Regions from separate parts of the Homo sapiens genome. Here region 2 is linked to region 1. Evidence: read pairs that join two places in POLR2A ChIA-PET (ENCODE). Cell type or tissue: MCF 10A. All regions are shown on one strand.

Region 1 (5,000 bases):
TTGTGCCTCAGTTTCCTCCTATTAAAAATACACAAAATGGTCTTCCATCACCCGCCACTTCCAAAGGATGACATGGAAAACAATGGTTTGTGCATCTAAAGACTTAGTACTGGGATAATGATAGGCATTCACTTTGGATGCCCTCATTTAAAGACCTTCACTCCTATAAACTAAGGCCTCCACTTCCATGCAGGCCTCAGGGTAGCCATGGAAACTTGGTCTTTGCCTGGCATCCCGCATCATCTGGAAAGGGGAGAACATGCTTACACGTTCTTGGTTGCAGATTGGTATTTTTGGCATTTTTAGAAAAGACTAGACTGTTTTTCATATAATTCATTTCTCATAATATTAGCACTTGTGTTTTAAGAGCACATAGCAAGGAGCTATTGTTAGAGAAGCCAGGATCAGAATCAAGTGGCTAAGTGATAAGGGATACTGCTCATGCTCTTCTCTTGCTTCTAAATGTCTGCTTTCTAGCAGCTCCAGAATATTCCTGGTCCAATGCATTGTAGACACATTAGAATCACCCAAAACAACTTTAAATATTTGACCTCCTGCTATAATCTCCAAAAATGATAGAAAAAAACCCAGCTTATCTGCGAGTTTCCCCAAAGTCCTACTAGTCTGTCATAAACAAAATCCAAATCCGAGTCAATAAAACATAAGTGTTCAAACTGTCTGTCTTCCTTGTTTCCCCCACTTCTCCCTGCTATCTCTTGGCTATTTACTATTTTTAAACCTTACATAGCACAGAGAAAGAGGAATGGCATTTGAATGAAGTTTGGAGACAAGATCGAGTCCACAAGAAGGTAGCATAAAAGGCTGGGATTATGCAGGGTTTCAATTATCCATGCTTTCCCTAAAGATCAGGCCGGGCGCGGTGGCTCACGCCTGTAATCCCAGCACTTTGGGAGGCCGAGGCGGGCGGATCACGAGGTCAGGAGATCGAGACCATCCTGGCTAACACGGTGAAACCCCGTCTCTACTAAAAATGCAAAAAATTAGCCGGAAGCGATGGCGGGCGCCTGTAGTCCCAGCTACTCAGGAGGCTGAGGCAGGAGAATGGCGTGAACCCGGGAGGCGGAGCTTGCAGTGAGCCGTGATCGCGCCGCTGCACTCCGGCCTGGGCGAAAGAGCGAGACTCCGTCTCAAAAAAAAAAAAAAAAGATCATATATTCCATACCCCTCCCCACCTGACCTACACACACACACACACACACACACACACACACACACACACACACACACACACACACACACACACACACACACACACACACACAAATGGTGACTGCCCAAAATACGACACATTGGTATTAGAGAAAACAGCAGAATTAGGAAGGTCACTTTTAAATTCTCCTCCCTTCTCCCCTGAGGCAGGTCATAAAACCTTCATTCTAGAGGTACCCTCCCTGTACCTGGAGGAAAGGAACATCCTTATTTTTAACGACACAGAGATGCCAAGAAGAATCTGAACAAACAGGCCTTGCTAAACTCCCTTAAGTTTATTACCATTAGATCACATCCTTTTGTCCCCCAATCATACTTCTGCACAACTGTGCATTCTTTATCAAACCTAAGCATAAAATATGCAGATTTCTCTGTTTCTTTGGGTCTTCTTTTCTGAAGCCTCCCATGTCATGCAAAACTTATATTTGAATTAATTTGTATGCTTTTCTCTTGTTAAAATCTGTCTTTTGTTGTAGGAGCCTCAGCCACGAACCTAGTGTTGGGAAAGAAAGATATTTCTTTTCCTTTACGATTGATAGACAGACAGACAGAATGAATGAATGCAAATTGCTGAAGAACATTAGAAGCTATTTAGAAAGGATTCAGATACTAGTGTAAACCCCAAAAGACTAATTCAATAGAAAAAAATGCCCTTTTAACCAAACAATTCCAACATAGGAGAGAATGTTCCTCTTTCTTCAAAGCCAAATATTTTACTATGTTTTATAAGACTAATTAAAACAATATTGTGGTATTCGAGAATGTGTGGGTTATGGAGAGGAACAATCTGCCCCACAAAAATCTTCATTTCATCAAGCAAACACCACATCTATGGTGAGAGTTATGCAGGATCCTCGGAGACTTTTGCTTTGTTTCATTAACATTCACATATCCACTTGGTAAGAACCGTAGCTTGGAACTACGATTTCCATTACAAAGCCTCTGAAATGCCAGGAATGAGTCATGGCATTGTGCAGCCTGGGCAGTGCACTGATTTTCTCCATTAACCAGGCGTACATTCTGACAACTTCCAGGAGAAAGCTGAATGAGTCAGTTTCAGGAATAAACCACATTAGAATACTATGTGCGTGGAGGAGTTAGGGTAATAGGGATTGGTTTTTGCTGCTGTTTTGTTCTTTTAAAACAGAAATATTCATAAAATTCATTTCTCTGAAGATAGCAAAATAACATAGATCCACCCAATTATAAGGATTCTAACACCATGACCAATTTGGTTGCCCAAACATTACAAAGTGTAGTAAAACTGCTAGGATCAAAAATAGCTTTTCAAGGACAGTCCCACAGCCCCCTTAACACAGAGAACACTACCTCTGAACCACTTCCAAACACCTTCTCCTTTCCTGATTTTCTTCTTTGGGTGTCTTACACCACCTGACTTTCACAGAGAAATGGGAAGTCAGGAGATAACAAGTTAGATAACTAAACGACGGAAACACATGGCCAGAATTCAGGCAGAGCATGTGCCGTGTTTCAGCAGGAACAACAAACCTGACTATAAAAATGGATCTCTGGCTTCAGTGGGAAGCAAAATGCATAATGCAAGGCTCTAGACTGCGAGGATCTCTTCTGCATCCTGTCATGTTCCCTGCTGCCATTTCGGTTTTGGAAATTGGAGTCCAAATCTCTTTAACCCTACACGTTCTTGAGAATTGCTTACTGTGTTTATGAGATGAAGGCCTAAAGCATTGTCATCCTGGACCACCTACTAAATAAAGAAATCAGCAATATTAGAAGGCTAGCAATTTCCTGGCAAGGTGGAAATATACTGAAAGAACTAAAAGCAGAATAGGCACAGTGGTTCACGCCTGTAATCCCAGCACTCTGGGAGGCTGAGGCGGGTGGAACACCTGAGGTCAGGAGTTTGAGACCAGCCTTGCCAACATGGTGAAACCCTGTCTTTACTAGAAATAAAAAAAAAAAAATTAGCTGGGTGTGGTGGCTCGTGCCTGTAGCCCCAGCTACTCAGGAGACTGAGGCAGGAGAATCGCTTGAACTTGGGAGGCGGAGGTTACAGTGAGCCAAGCAAGATTGTGCCACTGCACTCCAGCCTGGGTGATAGAGCAAGACTCTGTCTCAAAGAAAAGAAAAGAAAAAAGAAAAGAAAGGAAAGTACTAAAAGCATAAAATGGTTAACATCTTTTTAGAACTTCTGATCTTGTTTGAAACCAATACCATAGGATGATTTGAAAACTGAGTACAACCATGAAAAATGGAGATATCTGAATACGCCAAAGGCACTTTTAATACCAAAATGAGAGGTGAAGTAGTTAGGGTGACTGTCAGGAGCCAGTACATCTCAGATCGAACATGGAGCTGCTGTGGTATTCAGGGGCTCCTTTGTACAGGATCATACTCAGTTGTTCTCCATCTTTCTTAGTATTGAGTCGCGGCCTTGCTTTTTCTTTTTTTGGATTTGGCCTCTAATGTTTAGGCACGAGTCAGCACACACAGATGAATAGATTAACTGAGCTAATTTAAGGGAGCCCTCCCGTGGAAGGATTCTTTTTTAGCCTTCTATATTTAGGCTAAGGTTTGTGCCTGTGCAAGACACTGACTGAAGAACTGAGTTTTCCAAACCTCACGAGCAAGGACTCTCTACCGTGAGATCTTCCTAACAAACCTCTCACTTGTTCATGGGAGCTCTGATGTCCCCATAACCACAGAGTATTAAAACAGGCCAATTATGGCAAGCTCATTTGTACTGCAGGGTGACTCTCGCCTCACTTTCAAAAATGTGGTGAGCACATACTGTGTTGGTATTCAGGCTAGTGAATATCCCTATCTGGTGAAACTCGATAAAACTTAATTTGATATGACAACTCTATTGAATTCTACCAGAAGCAATCACTTCAATTAAATCACACAGTTCCTAAATCTCACATTTAGTAACAAAGTAAAGACTTTGAAGCTCTCCCCTGCTGCAACATTGTTTCTCATGTCCTTACACTATTGCTTAGTCAGACCTAAAGCATAGCTAAGGAATAAGTTTAAAGTTTGACTCTCAAGCAAAAATTTCAAAGGTTCTGTGACTTGTTGGTCATAAAATAAGCTGCTCTCCATGGTAGGGGATTCTCTGCCTTTTTTTTTTTTTTTTTTTTGGAGACGGAGTTTCACTCTTGTTGCCCAGGCTAGAGTGCAATGGCACAATCTCGGCTCACTGCAACCTCCACCTCCTAGGTTCAAGTGATTCTCCTGCCTCAGCCTCCTGAGTAACTGGGATTACAGGCGCCCGCCACCACGCCCGGCTAATTTTTATATTTTTAGTAGAGACGGGGTTTCACCAGGTTGGCCAAGCTGGTCTCGAACTCCTGACCTCAGGTGATCCACCCGCCTCAGCCTCCCAAAGTGCTTGGATTACAGGCGCGAGCCACCATGCCTGGCCTTCTGCTTTCTTTTAAAATCTCTCCCTACTGAGCCAACCACAGTGGCTCACACCTGTAATCCCAGCACTTTGGAAGACTGAGGTGGGACGATCGTTTGAACCTGGGAGCTCGAGAGCAGCCTGGGCAACACAGTGAGACCTCATCTCTACAAAAAATAAATTTCAAAATTCGCTGGGCATCATGGCACGGGCCTAATATTCCCAGTACTCAAGAGGCTGAGGTGGGAGGATCACTTGATTTCCAGGAGGTTGAGGCTGCTGTGAGCCGTGATCATGCCACTGCACTACAGCCTGGGTGACAGAGTGAGACCCTGTCTCAAAAATAAAATAAAATCTTTCCCTAGCCCACTTATTTGAGTATCATTTA
Region 2 (5,000 bases), 53 kb after region 1:
TTGGCTCTCCCACTTACCCAGTCAAATAATCACGGACAAACTATTTAACTTCCCTGAACTTCTGTTTCTTCAGCTCTAAAATGGGTATAATAATGCCTGCCCTGACTTCAATTATGAGATCAAATGAAGTCACATATGTGCAAGTCTTCTGTAAACTATTAAGAACTTTTCAGTGAATGTATTGCTATTCTACCAGAATCCAGATGTGTTGAACAGAGAATTGCTGTTCTCCTGCTTGTATATCCCTCAGCCTCCATAGGAATTCCTTATATCTAGTAGGAAAAACAAACGCAACTGGAAACAAACATGTCCTAACTAAATATGCATATAGGAGGGGTTTTTAGTACAAGTTTCCAAAAGCAGGTTTAAGGGAGACCCGTTCGACTTGGAAAGTCAAAGTTGGCCATCACCTAGCAATCAGCAACGTATCCACAAGGTACCGAACACCTGTGGGCAAAGCCACTCTCCCTTCCTGAATGGCACCTTTATAATGAGAACACTCACTGTTGTGCAAGAGATAAGAAGTTTTAGTTCATAAAATTCTAGTTGGTAGCATGCCATGTCAATTAGCTTCTTACTCCATGTTCACAGCATTATCACTAAATTAGAACTAATTACCATCTCAATTGACAATTTAGAAGCCATTAAAATATAGATTAGCCTGAAAGAAATACAGTATCCTGTGGAAAGTGAAATTCTGATGGAGAAGAGATAAAGTCTAACATCTAACATTTACTGTGGTAATGACCCTGTAACTGGTGCTAAAACAGGATGTTAATTAAACTAGAGCCACTATTTTTCCTGACCTCCTGGAAGCTAGAGTCTAAAAAAAAACAAGATGTCTCTTTCTGTCCCTCATGCATGCACATGTGCGCACTCGCGCGCGCGCGCGCGCACACACACACACACACACACACACACACACACACACACACACACCTAGCAGTAGAGCTGCTATTCTGTAAGTATGTCCCACAGTCAACACCAAGCCTCGGTCAGGAGCTAAACACAGACTTTGCTTAGCATGCTTCGGAAACAACTAAAAGTTTGAAGCAGAAGTCAAGAGATACCAAATTAGAGCGGGACAATTTAAAGGTACAATGCATGGGGGAAATGAAGTAGGGAAGAAAATAGGCAAAGTCAAGTAAGAGTGACCATTAGTCATGAGCTGAACATGCCCCGTGAGCAAAGCTGCACAAGGTGAGTTCAAAATTTTGATTAAAAAATTTATTATAAAGCTCTTTTCCTTAGGTACTTTCTAAGTACTTTACATTTCAAACCAGCAGCTGCTTAACTATGTGGCCCTTTCTCTGAGAAACTTGCAAATATGGGGACACATTTTTAAAGAGGTATGGAGGGATTTAACATTACATTTTGTAAACATCACCTGGTGATCTGAAGAATCACAGTTTGTCAATAAACAAGCCCCACCTGGGTTCACAAACAAATCAAAATGGCTTTGCCAGGTTCTGGAAGGAAACTTATTCTTGCTATTTTCACTGCTGAACTTTCGGGCAGCTCATCTCAGAATGACAATGTTTACATTCCATTCCCTACAACCTCACACCCTGGTGCAGGGAAGACTAATGACAGAATGTCACGAAGCAGAAATGCAGAAACATAGGAGTAATTGCGCAGCAAGTCAGAGAGCTTTCGATCTGAATGCACGCAACAGCAGGAAAGCCCATTACTCCAACTGCTGAAATTATGTCTCACTGGAGTGAAGTCTACAGAAATATTTATAGAATTAGCAAAATACTATCATTGGCAGTTTTGGGGATTGCCTAATCTCCTGAAAACCTTTTATGGGCTGTGGGGAAAGAGCTGGGGGGAGGGGGACATAGGAAGCCATCCACCAGAAAAATGGTTAGGTGTTAAAAAAAAGAAATGATAACTTTGCCATAGTAGCACAGTGTTAAAGAAAGCATGGGAAACCAAATTCAGGTCATAAATTCATCCTGAAGCACACACTGACTGACTATTGCTGTCATTCCAGATATGTATTTCAAAGACTTCTATTAGTGACAAAATCCCTACATTTGCAAAGCATCCTGAAAGGTTGTATTTATTTTTCTGATACTTAAAAACAACAACAACAACAAAAACTGTATATCCGTGCTGTATCCTTTCTGATTTAGTTATTTATGGCCACTTACCTCCAAACAACAAAAAAAAAAATCTCTTCTCCCCAGGTTGCCCTTTATATTACAAAGTAATTATGGTGCTCACCAACTGAATTTAGTAATTGAGGATAATTGTATAGCCATATAAGTAAAACTATTTGCTTTCTTGCCAATTTGGTCAGTTTTCAGTCTATTAACAATCACAAGCAACTCAGAGAGGAGACAGCATTTACTTTTGAATCTCAACTACATGCTTTTTACCAAACTTCAGTCAGCACATCATTTGTGCTCAGTTAAATTGGTTGTTGCTGAAATTCCCCGCTAGCATTGAAATAGCTGTCAGGGCAGGTAGTCTTCGAAAGTTCTTAGATCTGCACTGTTTGGGCTCCTTGGCTCAGTCAGGGTTTGTGTAATAAGGGTCAATGGAGGTGGTTCCGAAAGAGAAATATACAGAGCCCTTCCGTGATGTCTGATGCCTTCTTTTTCTTTCCCACATCGCACACTGGCATGTAAGTTATCACGTGACCGGAGAGGGCATAATAGAAATTAAATAAGAGTGGGCCGGGCGCGGTGGCTTGCGCCTGTAATCCCAGCACTTTGGGAGGCCAAGGTGGGTGGATCACAAGGTCAGGAATTCGAGACCAGCCTGGCCAACATGGTGAAACCCTGTCTCTACTAAAAATACAAAAATTAGACGGGCGCGGTGGCAGGCGCCTGTGCTCCAGCTACTCGGGAGGCTGAGACAAGTGAATCGCTAGAACCCGGGAGGCGGAGTTTGCAGTGAGCCAAGATCGCGCCACCGCACTCCAGCCTGAGCAAGAGTGAGACTCCATCTCAAAAAGAAAAAAAAAAGGAATTAAATAAGAGTGGATGAAATCAAACCAGTTCCTCTCAGATACTGTCTGTTAGATTGTCCCCTCACACTAACTTATGAAAACAGAACCATTCTTCTCTTTTCTTCCTGGTTAAGTTAGAGGAGAAGGGGCCCTGGGCAGCCATAGTCCATTTCCTTCTAATGTTTCAGGAAGAATGGAAAGAATGATAACATTCTAGGTCAAGAGACTCTAAAAGAGGTTTTGCAGTAATAACTGGGACCTCCCATGTTGTTATCCCCCAGCTATGTTCAGAACATTTCTACATGGATACCTATCCTTCCCTCGAATTCAGCAAGTGCAAATTAGGCATATCCTTGTCCCCACCCTCCCCAACTGATCCCTACCTTGGCTTCTTTATTTCTACCAACAGAATTAGCCATTATTTTTCCAGTGGCCAACAATTAATACTTTGGAATAATCTTTTATACCTTTCCTCCCCCTGCTTTTTTTTTTTTTTTTTTTTTTTTTTTTTTGCTGATGTCCAAGTTATTTATTAACAGAGGGGTCATCACAGTTGTTGGTTATATTCACAGACTCAGCTGTGACTATAAATGCTCTCCAACCTGCTCAGGGTCTTTAATGAATGGAAGTGGGCTTTGTGAGACTAAAAACAATTTGGAAAGTTCATGAAGATTACACTGAGGCCCTATTGAGAAGCTGGAAGTGGGAGCAATAAGATGGCCCTCTGAGAGCAAAAACATAGGAGCAATACCAGGTATAGATGGGCAGACCAGCAGAGATGCCTCATGGGACCACAAAGCAGCAAGGCCATCAGGGTCTCAGAAGAAAGAGGGCTGGCCTGATGTGGGAACAGGGCAAGGAGAGTCCCTGGGGGATACACTGGCAGAACCCACACAAGCCCCGGCAGGGCTGGTGCACTCATGGGAGCTGGGAGAAGAGTGTTAAACCAAACAGGTCCTGCCCTCACAGGGCTGACAGTCTAGTGGAGGTGACGGAAAACAACCAATCCTAGAACACTTTCATTTTCAGGTGACATTCAGACCGATCGGCCTAAGATGGCTGTAAAAAGTGCTTCTCAGACTTTAACATGTATACCTGGGGTTCTTGTTGAAATGCAGGTTCTGATTCAGCAGGGCTAGGGTGGGGCCTGAGAATCTGTGTATCTAACACCTCCCAGGTGATGCCACCAGTGCTGCTGATGCACAGACACCCTTTGAGGAGCAAAACTCCCCACGCCTACGCTGCACGACAGACCAGTCAAATCAGAACCATGAGGGCTGAAACCAGAAATTAGTGATGTCAAAGCTCCAGGAGGATTCCTAGGGGAGCCACAGTTGTGACCCACAGGCCCAGATGCTTATCCAGGGGCAGGAGTCCTCTCTCAGCCCAAATCACTGCTCTTCACACTCAGGAACAAATCAACAAAGCTCTTTCTACGGAGGCCTGGGCTATTTCTATTTTTTCAAAGTTCTTCAGTGCCAAAGCAGAATTACCCAAATGTGACATATTTTAAATGTTCACATTTATCAAGTCAGTGCCTTTAACACAAAGCACAACTTTATGTATAAGCTCATTTGAAGATAACATCACACGCCTGCCTCTGAGGCCCATCATAATCCTACATCCTGCTTCCCTAGATAGGCCCTGAACAGTCCCTCCATTCGTTGCCTGGTTATCTGAGAAGAGTTTTCTCTAAGAATGACCACGTATTAAGAACACAAATGGAAGACAGACATTTATAACCACTGCTTTCCAGTAAAACATCAAAGTTGATGTAACAAACTCTAAATGATTAATTTCTAATTTATACAAAATATAACATTAATATAAAGAAAAATGCTTTTCTCCCCATTAACAAGACTTATCCTGGTGTCCCTACCACAAAATATTCCCATTCAAGAAAATTCATTTCTTGAGTGAAAATCATCAAGACTGTGTGTAGGTAGGACATTTTTATACATGAAAAATCAGCAAAATACTTCATTTGCTCTAGAGAAAAATGTTTATTATTCTAGTCCTAAATTTCATATAATATGAGTAA

Evidence for each region. ChIA-PET counts read pairs that join two places held together with the same protein. Peaks named below come from ENCODE experiments on the same cell type or tissue, not always from the same donor. Only the 100,000 strongest peaks of a DNase experiment are listed, where the experiment ranks them.
Region 2: POLR2A ChIA-PET joins it to region 1 with 6 read pairs; 7 of 35 experiments call an interaction of 5 or more read pairs at or near these places.

The regions. Positions count from the first base shown.
Region 1 is chr14:54,674,717-54,679,716 of GRCh38, reverse strand. The region is part of intron 2 of SAMD4A (sterile alpha motif domain containing 4A); the gene reads right to left. Among named protein-coding and RNA genes, the nearest start is that of SAMD4A-AS1, 11 kb to the left of the region's middle. In MCF 10A, no CTCF peak of the experiment used is centred here; a DNase peak (open chromatin) is centred at 2,226.
Region 2 is chr14:54,621,955-54,626,954 of GRCh38, reverse strand. All of the region lies in intron 2 of SAMD4A (sterile alpha motif domain containing 4A), which reads right to left. It overlaps LOC112268133 (a long non-coding RNA gene), which reads right to left. Exons shown (of 2, transcript XR_002957606.2): 2 at 1-5,000. Among named protein-coding and RNA genes, the nearest start is that of SAMD4A, 57 kb to the right of the region's middle. RefSeq lists an enhancer at 4,278-4,337. In MCF 10A, no CTCF peak of the experiment used is centred here; no DNase peak of the experiment used is centred here.